Regions from separate parts of the Homo sapiens genome. Here region 1 is linked to region 2. A link is an interaction called in ENCODE POLR2A ChIA-PET data of the cell type or tissue named here. Cell type or tissue: PC-9. All regions are shown on one strand. Links, peaks and the distances in the headings refer to the core of each region. The heading gives the core; the rest is flanking DNA. Region 1 has its middle 7.9 kb from the start of LINC01778. Region 2 has its middle 67 kb from the start of NKAIN1.

Evidence for each region. ChIA-PET counts read pairs that join two places held together with the same protein. Peaks named below come from ENCODE experiments on the same cell type or tissue, not always from the same donor. Only the 100,000 strongest peaks of a DNase experiment are listed, where the experiment ranks them.
Region 1: POLR2A ChIA-PET joins it to region 2 with 11 read pairs; 2 of 35 experiments call an interaction of 5 or more read pairs at or near these places.

Annotation. Positions count from the first base shown.
Region 1 is chr1:30,812,587-30,820,914 of GRCh38, reverse strand. No RefSeq gene overlaps it. Among named protein-coding and RNA genes, the nearest start is that of LINC01778, 7.9 kb to the left of the region's middle. RefSeq lists an enhancer at 1,831-2,337. In PC-9, for the core only: no CTCF peak of the experiment used is centred there; a DNase peak (open chromatin) is centred at 4,144.
Region 2 is chr1:31,168,986-31,177,313 of GRCh38, reverse strand. No RefSeq gene overlaps it. Among named protein-coding and RNA genes, the nearest start is that of NKAIN1, 67 kb to the left of the region's middle. RefSeq lists an enhancer at 6,158-6,407. In PC-9, for the core only: no CTCF peak of the experiment used is centred there; a DNase peak (open chromatin) is centred at 6,383; H3K27ac peaks cover 1,193 bases.

The DNA.
Region 1 (8,328 bases), core at 304-8,303, 360 kb after region 2:
AACGTTTCAGAAATGTTAGCTTTTATTATTGTTAGCAATGATAGGGCTTTCTCAAACCCCTCCCCACAGCTGCCTGCTCTTAGTGGCTGGTGGTTGTGGCAGATGCTACAGGCGGGCCCACTCAACGAGGAGGCCCGTTTAGCTCTCCTCCCTCTACTCAGGGCAGCGGTTCTCAATTTGGGCTTGCACATTAGAATCAACTGGGAGCTTGGAAAACTCCCAGTGTCGGAGCTGTACCCTCAGAATCTCCAAGAGTGTGACCCAGGACTCAGAGCTGGCTGAGGCATCCCCCTGATCCACGCTAAGGTGCAGCCACAGTTGAGAACTGGTGATCAAGGGCAGTGCTTCTCAAAGCCTGGACTCCAGACCAGCCGCATCAGCATCACCTGGGAACGTCTGAGAATGCAAATTCTCAGGCCCCACGCCAGAGCAGCTGCAGAATCAGAAACTCCAGGGGAGTGGGGCCAGCAGTCTGTTTCAACAGCTCCCCCTCCCCCAGGGGCTAAAGCTTGAGAACCAGCAATCTAGTGGCTGAAAGGACAATGTGTGCTTTTTTGAAAACCACTGCTGTAAGCTGCATTCTGTTATTCCCTGACATGAATAGGGACCAATTCCTGCCCCCTAATAACCATACCTTTTGTTATCCTCAGCTGCTTTATATGTATTCTCATATTTAGACCTCAGAGCAACCTAATACCAATAACTCACCTCCATTTGCTAGAATGAGGAACTCCCGTGACCTGTCCAAGGCCTCATAAACTAGTTACTCCAAGGCTAATTCCTCTGACCTTTGGCCAAGCAGAGAAAGAGTCTTGGATTCTGTTTGAGACCCTGAGCCCTGACCTTGTCAGTGGAGGGGCTGCAGGTCTTGCGCTTCCTCTGGGAGCCCAGCTGCTCCTCTGTCCAGATGTTGTAAGGAAGAAGAGAGGCATGGGGAAGGGAAAGCTCTTTGAGATCATTGGTCCTCTAAGGTATCCCAAGAAACATCTGAGAGTTGCAGACTCAAAGGTTAGAAAATGAGGGGAGATGTCTCCCAGGGGTCTCCTGCCCCACACGTCGGTAGGGAGATGCACAGTGTTTGGCGCGGCACCTAGCACCTAGCACGGAGTCAGCACTCCAAACGGTAGCCACCATCATTGTGAACAACACAAGATTACTGATAAATGTAGACAACAGGGTACTATTTTATATTTACTATTCTTTATTATTGCTGTATTTATACTTTTATTGTGGTAAAAATGCACATACCTTAAAAGGTCTTTCATCTTGTAAGTTTTCCCATACAACTTCCAAATATAGATAGTGCTGCTGGCGCAGCTGAAATGCTAATGCTACCCTAGTTATCAGCTGGGGTATATGGAAGAGCCACTGGCCATGGAGTGGGACAGACCTGGGCTTAAACCTCAGCTCCACCACTTATCTCTGGGACTGTGGGCCTTTGGTTTCTCCTCCTTCAACTGGGAAGCACATGACAGAATGTATACTTCTCTGCAGACATGAGGGGTTGTTATTCTTGTCGAGGGAGTTGGTGGCCATGCTGACATTAATGAAGAATCAAAGCCTGTGCATGCTCAGCCTGAGACAGACTCCCCGCCTTCAGATGCCTGGACCAGACTCATTTCTTGCCTTTTAATAACCAAATGTGGAAAGGCATCCACCACGAACATGCCTGGCCTCTCTCTGTCCCTCCCTGACTCCTGCCCACGGAGCTGATGGGCGAGTGTGGGGTGAGGGACCTGTTCAGCTTGCCTCCCACTGGGCATAGCCTATGTCCTCAGTGCAGCCTGCCTGCAGAGGGGCTTATGTTCTGGGTGGTTCTTCAGTAGCAGCTGAGCTCAGCAGGCTGGCTTTGCCCCCTGGGGAGGTCTGTGCTTGTCCAGCACTGCCAGGGACAGAGAGGATGAGTCTAATTCAGGGGCGGGGGTATTCACAAGCCCATTTGGCTAAAGCCGCCTCCTCCAGGCAGCTTTGTCTGTGACATCACTTCACATCACTGGCTTTCCAACTCACCTGAGCACAAGCCAGATTCCTCATGGCAACCTGGAGAGCTCTCACCATCTCGATCCCGGTCCCCTCTGGCCTCTTCTAACCTTTACTTCCCCTGTGCCCCTCCCTCTCACTCCATTCCAGTTACAATGGCTGTGCTGATTCTGAGCTCCTCAGGCCAGCTCCTGCCTCACGGCCGTTGCCTGGAATGCTCTTCCTCCAGATGAATGCATGACCATACTTAGCCGCTTAGGTCTTAACTCAAGTATCACGCTCTTGGCTTCTTATGATTGCAACACCCCCTCCCCCCACCAACCCCTTGACATTTCATTCCCCTTTCCCTGCTTTTCTTCTCCTTAGCACTTACTACTAACACATTTTATTTCATTTACTTACCTTGTTTATTGTGTCTTTCCCACCAAAATCATCACTCCATCGGACCAAGGTTTTTTTTTTGTTTTCTTTTTTTATTGCGAGATCCCCAGTGCTTAGTGCAGGCACATAGTAGGTGCTCAGTAAATATTTCTCAAACGAATGAATGGAGCTGGCATTATTCTGCCCACCATCTGACTGTCACCGGCATGTTCTAAACTCAGGAGGGGAACTGGGATGTCACTTTTTGAGTCCCCTCACATTCTAGCTGTGCCCAGGTCAGTGTGGCTGAGTAGACACAATGTAGTTTGGGCCGTGCATCCAGAATGCCTGAGTTTTAATTCCCATTGGAACACCCTCTTAGCTGTGCTTCTGAACACCTCTGTGCCTAGTCTCCCCATCTGCAAAGTGGGGATGATGAGATCACCTCCCTTAGAGTGTTATTATGAGGGTGGAGGAAGAAATACAGGTATGGTGCTTAGCACAGTGGCTGGCATAGGGTAAGTGCTCAATAAATGTCAGCTGGCATTGATCAGCCTCAAGGTTTGAAGGAGGTGACCACCTCCCCTGCCTGCATCTCAGGATGGTTTGGAGACCAGGGAGACAGGGCATATGGCCTGACCTTGTGGACTCTGATGCCCAGGATGGAACAAAGGGGCTGGGGGGTCTGAGACCCTAGCCTGGGCCAGGGAACTCAAAGGGAGGTAGCAGCAGGGTGTGGGCAGTTTGACAGTCCATAGCTGGGCCTGCTCAGCAGCAGTGGGGGCAAGGATGCTGACTGCATGATCCCAGGTATCCAAATGCCACAGGTGGACTTGGAGACCTGTGGATAGGTAGACCAGTTGTCCGGATGGTGACCTGGCCTTTTCACTTCCCCCAGTTGAGTCCCCGGATGATGAGACCAGGAAGGGTCATGTCGTCATCCCTCACCTGCTCCATAAACAACAGAGAGCCTCAGGGTTGGGCTCCAGAGGGAGGAGTTTGGGAAGAAATGGGGTCATGGGCTGGTCTCCGGGACATGGACCACAGTGATCAGGGACATCTTTGCATTTTCCCAGGTCAGTTTTGTGTGTGGTGTGTGTGTGTGAATTTGTGAGGACATGAGTACACATATGTGTTTGTGTGTGCATGTTAGAGCGTTTGCTGACAGCCATACACACACACACACACACACACACACACACACGCAGCCCAAAGGCTGACCCTGCTGTCAGGAAGCTCTCGTGGAATCTATTCTCCTTCACAATGCTTGCTCTCAGATGTCAGACTGGAAATGTCAGCTCTGTGTGGTGTGCCAGTCCCTGCTCTGGGCAGGGAAAGTTCGTGCCTCTCAAAGACCCTACTCTGAAAGGCATGGACAATGCCAGGCCAGGACTCCTGGCAGAGGGGAGGGCTTAGTATAGGGGTTGGGAGCCTGAGTGTAAGCTCGGGGATAAACCAGGCCTGGCAGGGACTGGAAGTCCACTCCCCAGGGGGCAGAGAGGAAGCGCTCACTACACATGAGAACAATCAGTGACATTTATTACATGCAAGGTGTGCATCAAGCACCTCACGGACATCACCTCACTTTTCAGAAGAAGAAACTGAGCCTCAGAGAGGTTTGGAAACTTACTCAAGATCACACAGCTGGAAGATGGCAGATGAGGAATGACCCATTGAGCATTGAGCTCAGTGAGTCCTGACCCATTGAGCAGGAAGTAGAGGCTTAGAGAGGATAAGTGGCTTACTTAGAGTCACTGACATGTTCATGGCAGAGCTGGGATGTGACTCAGATCTCCCTGATTCCAGAGCTTGTGCTCTTACCACCACCACACGCCCCAAGCCTGTGGGTGAGCCAGACACCCTGGGGATATGTGAAAGGTGACCAGAGGAGGGAAGGACTGACTCTGCCCAGAAGGGTCAGTGAGGCACAGATGACAGCTGGGAGCGCTCCAGGGAGACAAGGGTGGGGGAGGGCATTCCAGGGGAGAGAAGAGCACGAGCAAATCACAGAGGCGTGAAATAGGGTGCCACGTTCTGGCAGTTTATAGCTGACCCATTGAGCAGGAAGACAGCCTCCGCTTCTCTCTGCCCCCACCCCCATCCTGGTTCAGAAAGCCTGATTGTCCCCACTTCCCTCCGCCCCCCTCCTGCAGGCTCCTGGGATATGGACAAGAAAGGAGCTTGTCTTTCCTGGCTCTGCTGGAGTCCTGCCGCGGAGGCTTGGTTACCATGGCGACGGGCTCCATGGAAACTTGCAGCCGGCCTTTTCCAGGATGGGCCTGGACCCCAGCCCACCTGCTGATGCATTGCGTCCCCTGGCCGCAGCATCCCGAGGAGGTGCCCGGGTGGTCACTCTGCTGTCTGAGCACCCACCCCTCCACCTTGGCAGGGGCAGGGAGAGTCCTGAAGGGCAGCAGGATGGGATTCTGGCATGCAGAGGCCATTGAGTGGCTTCAGGATCCCGCATCAATCCAGGACACAGAGACCCACAATTCTCTCATATTTAGGCAAATTGAGAGCAAGTCTTTACATGGCTGCTGCTCAATGTCCTGCCCATTCTGTTTCGGTGTCCTGGTCTGTTTTGGTCCTGGTGCTGCATTCTCTTCACTCTGTTTCTCCCTGGCCCAGCTATTCTCTGAGTTCTGATCTGTTCACTCCACCATGTGCACACCATGCCCCAGGTACGCCCTGTTTCAGAGGATCTCCAGGCCCTGAGGCTTGCTTTCGGACTGGCCTGGGAGGTGACCCTGACTTGACACTTTGTAGCCACGCAACCTGGAACAAGTCGCTCCCTCTTCCGGAGTCTTGGGTTCCACGTCTCTAAACACGTGCTTTATGGGATTGCTTGTTCATCCAACAAATATGCTTAATAATATCTGCATTTACTGAGCACTTTTTATTTGCTTTGAATGCATTTATTATGCTAAGAACTGCACTTACGTCATCTCATTTCCCCCTTATGACAACCCCATGACACAGGATTCTTATTCCCAGTTTGCTGGCAAAGACACTGAGGCCAAGAGGATGGAGGACCCTGTCCAGGGTCACACATGTGGCAGAGCAGGAAGGAGAACGTAGGCATGTCTGACTCCGAAGTTGCCTTGAAGAGGGTACCACCGTGTTATTTGGTCAGTTAATTTTTATCATGCACCGATGGTGTGAGGACCTGGTTTCTGCCCTTACAGAGCACCTACTGGGGGAGATGGGTAAAAAGAGCAAATAATAATACAACGCATTGTAAGTAGAGTGTTGAGATAGAGGGTGATGGGTGGGGACGATGTTCTTAAAGAGGATGAGTGCTCAGGGACAATCTCTCTGAGCAAATGACACACAAGGATGAGAGAGCCGCATAATGGGAAGAGCCAGCTACGAGAGGGAAGAGAGACCCAGGCAGGGACAAAGGCCTTGAGGTGGGAATGGGTTTGGTGTGTCCTCAGAGGCAGAAGGGTCAGAGGAGCTTTGAGGTGGTGAGTGAGGGGGAGAGAGGCCTGGGACGAGCCAGAGAGGCAGGCAGGGGCCCGATCACGCAGAGCCTCGTGGGCTGGGATAGGGGGCATGGTTTATTCTAAGGGCAGTGGAAACCATCAGAGGGTGCTAGGCAGGAGAGTGAGTTGACCTCACATGTGAGAAGCAGCTCCCTCTGGATGCTGTATGGGGATCGGGTAGCAGAGGGGCATGACGGGGCCAGGAGGACATGCAGTTGTCCCGGTTGGAGATGGTGCTGGCCATGGCCGGGGAGGGAAGCTTCCGAGCTTGACTGGTTTGGACACAGTGTAGACAGACTTCGCTGAGGGACTTGTAAGTAGCGGGTGGGAAACAAGAAGGCAGAAAGGATAGCTCCTCTTTTCTGCCTTGAGCGACCAGGTGGGTGATGATGTTGCTTACTGGGATGGGGAGACTCAGATGGTGCTGGGGGTGGGATGCTAGACAACTGGCTTTTTCAGGGGAGAAGATCCAGAGCTTGCTTTGGGATGTGTTGTGTCCAAGATGCCTGGGAGCAGATACAAATTTGGTTATTGACAGTGTAGACATGACAACTAAAGCCATGGGGCTTGGTGAGATCAAAGGAGGAAGTGTAGACAGAGATGGGAGGATAAGAGGAAGGGAAAGGAGGGGTGGAAGAGCAGCTGGGAGGAGAAAAGAGGAAAAGGAAAAGAGAAGAAAGGAGAGGAGAGGAGGGGAGGAGGGCTGTTGGAGCCAGGAACACACCTGTGCTTACCTTTTTCTGGTGTGGGCCATGCTTCAGGCACCTGGAACACACCCTGAGTCCAGGAGCACCAGCCTTGGAGGTGAGGGCAACAGCAGGAACTTTGCCAGTTTGGCCATTAGAACCTGTGTGGGGACGTTAGGCCAGGGGTCAGAAGAGGGTGCTTCGAGGGGTCCAAGGAGGAACAGCCCCACTGGACTGAGGGTGGAGGCCAAGGCCTGACAGATGAGTTCCCCATAAAAAGGGAGGAGAGAGAAGAAGAGGGTAGAGGTCATGGGGTGTGGGATTTGGATGGTAAGCAATGTGCAGGAAGCAGGTGAAGGGGGGTGTCGAGAGATGAAAGAAGCAGACATTTGGGGACAGGCGGATGTGGATGCAGGCTGTGGCCCAGAGCGGGAGGCAAGAGGCAGCTTCCTTCCCTGTCCCCATCCTCATCCTGGTAGGACCCTGGGCTTCCTGGAGACAGCCTGGGGGCTTATACCAAGCCCTTGTCTTAGCTGAGCTGCCTGACTGACCTTGTAACCACATGGCCCCCGAGGGAAACAGCACATGTGGGTCCGTGCAGGTGCATCAGGGGCATGGGTATGTCTCTGAAGGTGACTGGGACAGCTTGGAGCCTTGAATGTCCTGGACTTGGAGACACTTATGAGCTGTGGGCATTGGGCAAGGCACAACAACTGGCTTCATGGAGCCTTAGGGTCTCACCTGGGGAAAGGTAATAATAACATGTGAAATATGCCCTGCCAGTCCCCAAGCTCTGCCCGAGTGTGAGATATTATTAGTGCTGCCTAGGCTATGAAACTCCGTGTGAGGGGTGACCCTAGTTTTGATCAAAGAGAGAGACAGAGGCAGAGACAGAAAGAGTGAGACAGAGAAAGGAAAACAAGGTGGGGGTGGGCAGGTAGCGACAGAGACAGAGCAAGACAGAGAACAAGAACAAGAAAGATAGATACGGAGGCCAGGTGCGGTGGCTCATGCCTATAATTCCAGCACTTTGGGAGGCCGAGGTGGGTGGATCACCTGAGGTCAGGAGTTCGAGACTAGCCTGGCCAACATGGTGAAACCCCGTCTCTACTAAAAATACAAAAATTAGCCAGGCGTGGTGGCAGGCGCCTGTAATCTCAGGTACTCAGGAGGCTTAGGCAGGATAATTGCTTGAACCTGGGAGGCAGAGGCTGCAGTGAGCCAAGATCACACCACTGCACTCCAGCCTGGGAAAAAAAAAAAAAAGAATAAATAAATAAATAAAGATAGATGATACAGGAGAGAAAAAGAGGGAAAGAGACAGAGAGAGACACAGAGAGCTAGAGAAACAAGAGAGACAGACAGAGTCAGAGAGAGACAAAAAGAGCTTGAGAGCAAGAGAGGGCGAGGGAGAGACAGAGACACAGACACAGGGAGAGGAGGTTGTAGCAGACGTCATACCTGGGCAGTGAGGCTGCGAGTGATTTTGACTTTTATACTTTTGCTCATATTATTTTCTGATTTTTCTCTATGTCTACTTAAAATAATTATCTTGAAAAAATGGTTTCTAGACGTAAATTGGATTTTAGAAACTTTCTGCAATTTGGAAATATCTATGAAAAGCTTTACAATTTGCATACAAATTGACCCAGAAATTTCTCTTCTTAGAATTTATTCAAAGGGAATAATCATGGATGTGCCAACGATATAGTTGCAAAGATGTTTTGGAGTTTATAATAACACGCCCTCCAAAATAACCCTAAAAAAGGCCAACAAAGAAAACCCCTCTACCTAGATGTACAAAAATACTTGAATAA
Region 2 (8,328 bases), core at 326-8,325:
ACAGAACAAAATGAAAAGTCTCCCATGTCTACTTCTTTCCACACAGACACAGCAACCATCCGATTTCTCAATCTTTTCCCCACCTTTCCCCCTTTTCTATTCCACAAAACCGCCATTGCCATCATGGCCCGTTCTCAATGAGCTGCTGGGCACACCTCCCAGACGGGGTGGCCGCCGGGCAGAGGGGCTCCTCACTTCCCAGTAGGGGCGGCCAGGCAGAGGTGCCCCTCACCTCCCGGACGGGGTGGCTGGCCAGGCGGGGGGCTGACCCCCCCACCTCCTTCCCGGACGGGGCGGCTGGCCGGGCAGAGGGGCTCCTCACTTCCCAGTAGGGGCGGCCGGGCAGAGGCGCCCCTCACCTCCCGGACGGGGCGGCTGGCCGGGCGGGGGGCTGACCCCCCCACCTCCCTCCCGGACGGGGTGGCTGGCCGGGCGGGGGGCTGACACCCCCACCTCTCTCCCGGACGGGGCGGCTGGCCGGGCAGAGGGGCTCCTCACTTCCCAGTAGGGGCGGCCGGGCAGAGGCGCCCCTCACCTCCCGGACAGGGCGGCTGGCCGGGCGGTGGGCTGACCCCCCCACCTCCCTCCCAGATGGGGCGGCTGGCCGGGCAGGGGGCTGACCCCCCCACCTCCCTCCCGGACGGGGCGGCTGGCCGGGAGGGGGGCTGACACCCCCACCTCCCTCCCGGACGGGGTGGCTGCCGGGCGGAGACGCTCCTCACTTCCCAGACGGGGTGTTAGCCGGGCGGAGGGGCTCCTCACTTCTCAGACGGGGCGGTTGCCAGGCGGAGGGTCTCCTCTCTTCTCAGACGGGGCGGCCGGGCAGAGACGCTCCTCGCCTCCCAGATGGGGTCGCGGCCGGGCAGAGGCGCTTCTCACATCCCAGACGGGGCAGCGGGGCTGAGGCGCTCCCCACATCTCAGACGATGGGCGGCCGGGCAGAGACGCTCCTCACTTCCTAGATGGGATGGCGGCCGGGCAGAGACCTCTTCACTTTCCAGACTGGGCAGCCAGGCAGAGGGGCTCCTCACATCCCAGACGATGGGCGGCCAGGCAGAGACGCTCCTCACTTCCCAGACAGGGTGGCGGCCGGGCAGAGGCTGCAATCTCGGCACTTTGGGAGGCCAAGGCAGGCGGCTGGGAGATGGAGGCTGCAGCGAGCCGAGATCACGCCACTGCACTCCAGCCTGGGCACCATTGAGCACTGAGTGAACGAGACTCTGTCTGCAATCCCGGCACCTCGGGAGGCCGAGGCTGGCGGATCACTCGCGGTTAGGAGCTGGAGACCAGCCCGGCCAACACAGCGAAACCCCGTCTCCACCAAAAAAATACGAAAACCAGTCAGGCGTGGCGGCGCGCATCTGCAATCGCAGGCACTCGGCAGGCTGAGGCAGGCGAATCAGGCAGGGAGGCTGCAGTGAGCCGAGATGGCGGCAGTACAGTCCAGCTTCAGCTGGGCATGAGAGGGAGACCGTGGAAAGAGAGGGAGAGGGGAGACCGTGGAAAGGGGAGAGGCAGACGGAGAGGGAGACGGAGAGGGAGAGGGAGAGTCCAATGCACCTCTTTTTCTTTTTTCTTTTTTTTTTGAGATGAGAGACAGGGTCTTGCTCTATCACCCAGGCTGGAGTGCAGTAGCATAATCATGGCTCACTGCAGCCTTGCCCTTCTAGGCTCAAGCGATCTTCCCTCTTCAGCCTCCTGAGTAGCTGGGACCACAGGTGTGTGCTCAGGAGGATAGCTTGAGCCCAGGAGTTTAAGCCTGCAGTGAGCTCTTATCATACCACTGCACTCCAGCCTGGGTGACAGAGCAAGACCCCAACTCTCCCATCTCTCTCTCTTTCTTATTTATTTATTTATTTATTTATTTATTTATTTTTTGAGACAGAGTCTCACTCTGTCACCCCAGGCTGGAGTGCAGTAGCTTGATCTTGACTCATTGCAACCTCTGCCTCCCGGATTCAAGCAATTCTCGTGCCTCAGCCTCCCATGTAGCTGGGACTACTGGCATGTGCCACCACACCCAGCTAATTTTTGTATTTTTAGTAGAGACAGGGTTTCGCCATGTTGGCCAGGCTAGTTCTGAACTCCTGGCCTCAAGTGATCCGCCCATCTCAGCCTCCCAATGTGCTGAGATTACAGGCATGAGCCACTGCAGTTGGTAAAGACCCAATCTCAAAAAAAAGAGAGTTGTATCTAGGTTACAGCAGTCCTGATTGTTGAATCAATGCATCAGCCTGAGTGATAGCGATGGGGAACCATTGAAGGATTTCCATCACAAGCTAATCAATTAGAGCCATACTTTAGAGAGAGTGGGCAGGGCTGGAAGGTTAGGCTAGAGGAGGAAAGCAGGAAGCAATGTTCTGTCTGCAAGAGGCCTAGCGTGTCTCACTTCTGCATGTAGGCATGTGTCTCATGTGTGTGATGATGAGCACTCTGTGTATTAACTTGGGAGAGCTAGTACAGTAATAATCAGCATGAACTGCAGGAGTCAGGCAGACCTGGATCCAAATATTAAATTCCCCACTCTGGAACCAGTTGAGCTAGTCCTCCCAGGCAGTCCAGTGGATGTTCCCCCAGCTCCTGCCATCCTGAGGCCATCTTCCAACAACTTCTGCATATTAAAATAATCCAGGTAGGGCTGACCATCTTCCAATAACTGCCGAGTCATAAAGGTGCCCATGGCATTCTTTGAAGCAATGAAATGTGAATTGACCCATGGTGCATTTGACAAGCACAACAGTCTACTGGGACTTAGGGACATAATGTTTTCTTCAGTGCATTGGAATGTGAGTCTTGCAACTTCTAAACAGATTAGGGATGAAGTAGGTCCTGACACCAAGGCCTCATTCCTTTCTAAGAAGATTCATTATTCCAAAGGGCCAGGGCAGTCGTTTTCAATCTTACAGAATATTTTTTTTCTTTTTTGGAGATGGAGTCTCGCCCTGTCACACCCAGGCTGGAGTACAATGGCGTGATCTCAGCTCACTACAACCTCCACCTCCTGGGTTCAAGCAATTCTCTTCCCTCAGCCTCCCGAGTAGTTGGGATTACAGGTATGCGCCACCACGCCCAGCTAATTTTTGTATTTTTAGTAGAGATGAGGTTTCGCCATGTTGGCCAGGCTGGTCTTGAACTCCTGACTTCAGGCGATCCACCCACCTAGGCTTCCCAAAGTGCTGGGATTACAGGCATGAGCCACCATGCCTGGCCCAGTCTTGCAGAATTTAAGAATCCCTTAAAATCCAGATTCCTGAGCCCCAATTACTCTGAGACACACTGAATCCAACATCCCCTAGGCAGTGATGGGAATCTGTGCTTTTCACCAGTGCCCCAGGTGATCCAGGTTTGGGAAATCTTAGGCCCTGGTGAAGAGGCATTCAAACAGCTTTGAAACCCACCTATGTCACTGTCTTCAAGACGCTGTCAAATTATGCCTGCCAGCTCCCTCATATCAAGAGCTGGCTTTAAGAGTATTTTCTCAAGCCAGGTGCGGCAGCTCACGCCTGTAATCCCAGCACTTTGGGAGGCTTATGCAGGTGAATCACAAGGTCAGGATTTTGAGACCAGCCTGGGCAATATGGTGAAACCCCATCTCTACTAAAAATACAAAAATTAGCCGGGTGTGGTGGCAGGCACCTGTAGTCCCAGTTACCCAGGAGGCTGAGGCAGAAGAATCACTTGAACCCGGGAGGCGGAGTTTGCAGTAAGCCAAGATCATGCCACTGCACTCCAGCCTGGGTGACAGAATGAGACTCCATCTCAAAAAAAGAAAAGAATATTTACTCAAAGCTGGCCGGTGCAATGGCTCATTCCTCTCCCAGCACTTTGGGAGGCCAAGGCAGGCAGATCACCTGAGGTCAGGAATTTGAGGCCAGCCTGGCCAACATGGTGAAACCCAATCTCTACTGAAAATACAAAAATTAGCCAGGTGTGGTGGCACGCATCTGTTGTCCCAGCTCCTTGGGAGGCTAAGGCAGGAGACTCACTAGAATCCGGGAGGTGGAGGTTGCAGTGAGCCGAGATCACGCCAGTGCACTCCAGCCGGGGCAACAGAGCAAGACTCTGTCTCACAATATAAAAATAAAATAAGAATATTTTCTCAAAGCTGAATTACATTTAAGCTTAATTTTATTTATTACTGACAATCTGAAAATTTTTAAAAATGGATTAGCCATTTCAAAGGCTATAACCCAATTCCTGAAATTGAGCATTGGTTTAACTTCACCACTAGATTAGTTTGGTCAAAGACTGGGGTCCTGGTGTAACCGCCCAGTGAATTCTTCTTACCCACTGCCTAGACAGTGCCGATTTATCAAGACAGGAAAATTGCAATAGAGAAAGAGTAATTCATGCAGAGCTGGCTGTACAGGAGAACGGAGTTTTGTTACTCAAATAAGTCTCTCTGAAAATTCAGAGATGGGAGTTTTTAAGGATAATTTAGTGGGTAGGGGCTCAGGAAGTGGGGACTGCTAATTGGTCAGGTTGGAGATAAAACCAACAGGAACCATGAGGTTGAGGTGAGTTTTTCTTTCTTTTTTTTGAGACAGAGTCTCACTCTGTTGCCCAGGCAGGAGTGCAGTGGCACGATCTCGGCTCACTGCAACCTCCGCCTTCCGGGGTCAAGCAAAATTCTCCTGCCTCAGCCTCCCTAGTATCTGGGATTACAGTCATGTGCCCACCTAATTTTTTTGTAATTTTTGTAGAGATGGGGTTTCACGTTATGATCCGCCTGCCTCGGCCTCCCAAAGTGCTGGGATTATAGTCGTAAGCCACCGCACCCGGCCCCTATGAAGTGAGTTTTTCATGCTGTCTACTGTTTCAGGGTGAGATCAAAGAACTGGTTGAGCCAGATTATGGGTCTGGATGGCGTCAGCTGGGAACAGCAAGGTCTGCAAAATATCTCAAGCACTGATCTTAGGTTTGACAACAGTGATGTTATTCCCAGGAGCAATTTGAGGAGGTTCAGGCTCTTGCAGCCAGAGCCTGCATGGTTCTTAAACCGTAATTTTTTTTTTTTTTTGAGACTGAGTTTTGCTCTGTCACCCAGGCTGGAGTGCAGTAACAGGATCTCGGCTCACTGCAACTTCCGCCTCCCAGGTTCAAGCGATTCTCCTGCCTCAGCCTCCTGAGTAGCTAGGATTACAGGCGCCCACCATCATACACCCAGCTAATTTTTGTATTTTTAGTAGAGATGGGGTTTCACCATGTTGGCCAGGCTGGTCTTGAACTCCTGACCTTAGGTGATCTGCCCGCCTTGGCCTCCCAATAAACCATAATTTCTAATCATGTAATTTCTTTTTTTCTTTTTTTCTGAGACGGAGTCTTGCTCTGTCACCCAGGCTGGAGTGCAGTGGCGTGATCTCAGCTTACTGCAAGCTCCAACTTCCGGGTTCACGCCATTCTCCTGCCTCAGCCTCCCGAGTAGCTGGGACTACAGGCGCCTGCCACCGTGCCCAGCTAATTTTTTGTATTTTTAGTAGAGATGGGGTTTCACCGTGTTAGCCAGGATGGTCTTGATCTCCTGACCTCGTGATCTGCCTGCCTCGGCCTCCCAAAGTGCTGGGATTACAGGCGTGAGCCACCGTGCCCGGCCAATAATTTCTTAGTCCTATGAAGGCAGACCGGTCCCCAGGCAAGAAGGGGGTTTATTTCAGCCGGGTGCAGTGGCTCACGCCTGTAATCCCAGCACTTTGGGAGGCCAAGGTGGGTGGATCACGAGGTCAGGAGATCGAGACCATCCTGGCTAACACGGTGAAACCCCATCTCTACTAAAAAAATACAAAATTTAGCCGGACGTGGTGGCAGGCACCTGTAGTCCCAGCTACTGGGGAGGCTGAGGCAGGAGAATGGCGTGAACCCGGGAGGCAGAGCTTGCAGTGAGCTGAGATCGCACCAGTGCACTCCAGCCTGGGCAGCAGAGCAAGACTCAGTCTCAGAAAAAAAAAAGAAGGGGGTTTATTTCGGGAAAGGGCTATTATAATTTTTGTTTCAAAGTTAAAGTATAAACTGAATTCCTTCCCAAGGTTACTTTGGCCTACACCCAAGAATGAACAAGGGCAGCTTAGAGGTTAAAAGCAAGATGGTGTCGGTTAGGTCAGATCCCTTTCACTGTCATAATTTCCTCAGTTACAATCTTTGCAAAGGTGGTTTCACGTGAAGGGAGGGGGTCCCACGAATGGGGAGGCAGTCTGAGCTCTCTGCCTGTCCCTCTTCCGGCCTCAGCCTCAGTCACCCAGAGGAGGTGGGGGCAGTCCCACTCTGCCCCACCCCTAACCAGGCGATGGAGGCCACACCCTGCCTTGGGCCTCAGTTCCAGTGACTCAGCAGTTCCCCTCAGTCAGCCCTGGAATGAGACTGAGCAGGCCCAGGCCAGCTGGAGCTCCAGGGAGCCTTGTGTTGGGTATCCGACACTACTGTTGGCACTAGTTCTTTCTCTGTCAACAACCTGTGACCTTGGGGAACTACTCTCACTCTGCTCTTGGTGATGTCATCTGTGAAATGAGAGGGCTGGACTTTGCTTGCATGATACTCATTGGCTGCTTTACTGCTGACATTCTGGGATAGAGCTTCTCAACCTTCACTATACTTGGGATGCCTTTCTAAAATACAGATACAGCTAGGCACAGTGTCTCATGCCTGTAATACCAACACTTTGGGAGGCTGAGGTCGGCGGATCACTAAAGGCCAGGAGTTCAAGACCAGCCTGGCCAATGTGGCAAAACCCCGTCTCTACTAAAAATACAAACATTAGCCAAGCGTGGTGGCCCACACATGTAATCCCAGCTATGGGGGAGGCTGAAGCATGATAATTGCTTGGACCCAGGAGGCGGAGGTTGCAGTGAGCTGAGATCGCACCACTGCCCTCCAGCCTGGGCAACAGAGCAAGACTCTGTCTCAAAAATAATTTATAATAATAAAATAAAATATAGATTCCACTAGGCTCAGTGGGGTGCACCTGTAGTCCTAGCTACTTGGGAGGCTGAGACAAGAGGATCCCTTGAGACCAGGAGTTTGAGTCTAGCCTGGGCAACATAGTGAGATCCTGTCTCCTAAAATAAAGTTTATAAACATATATACGTATAAATTTTTTAAATAAAATACAGATTCCTGGGCTCTACCTGCGTAACAGGTTATAATTCATTGGAACCTGGAGCCCACGCATCTGAATTCATCCTTCAAATGTTTATTAAGCACCTGCTATGTGCCAGAAATTGTGAATAAGCAGTGAACTAAACAGACAGTAATCCCTGCTCTTGGTGAGGATGTCTCCTGGGAGGATGCACACCATAAATAAACAAGGGGCCTGGGGAAGTGGCTCACACCTGTAATCCCAGCACTCTGGAGGCCAAAATGGGAGGATTGCTTGAGCCCAGAAGTTCAAGGCCAGTCTAGACAACATAGCAAGATACTGTGTCTACAAAAAATTTAAAAATTAACCAGCTGTGGTTGCACATGCCTGTGGTCCAGCTATTCAGGAGGCTGAGGCAGGAGAATCACTTGAACCTGGCAGGCAGAGGTTGCAGTGAGCCAAGATCGTGCCACTGCACTCCAGCCTGGGCAAGAGAGTGAGACTCTGTCTCAAAAAAAAAAAAAAAAAAAAAAAAAAGAAAAGAAAGAAAAAGAAAAAGAAAAAGAAAAAGAAATGCTTAATGAATACCTACTATGTTCCAGGAACTGTCCTAGATACTGGGCTACAGCAGTGAACAGGACAGACAAGGCCCTAGATTTCTTTCTTACAGCTTACCTACTGGACAGAATCAACATAAATGCTCTTGTTAGTCTTCCTAACAATCCTAAGAAAGTAAGTTCTATTACCACCAGCTTATAGATGGAGAAACGAAAGCTGGCATAGATAAAGTCACTTACCCAAGTCTACACAGCTAGTAAGTGGCAGCATCCGCATTCAAGTCCAGCCTCTCTGACTCCTGAGCTCAGTCTCTAACCACTGAACACATATTGTTTCACGGCAAATTCCTTTGCATTTTTTTCTTAACATTCATGGGGAATTCTGATGCCTAGCCAGAGCCATGAACCACTACCCTAAAACTTGGGGGACTCTTAATTTTTTATTGCTCGCATAGCAAATCACCCCAAAACAGTGGCTAAAACCAACAAACATTACTTCCCACAGTTTTTGTGGGTCAGAAATTCAGGAGCAGCTTAGCTGAGTGGTGCTGGCCAGAATCTTTCATGAGATTGCAGTTAAGACTTAGGAAGCTGGGTGTGGTAAAAGCACACCTGTAATCCCAGCAATTCAGGAGGCTGAGGTGGGAGGATCACTTGAGTCTAGGAGTTCAAGGCTGCAGTGAGCTATGTGATTGTACCACT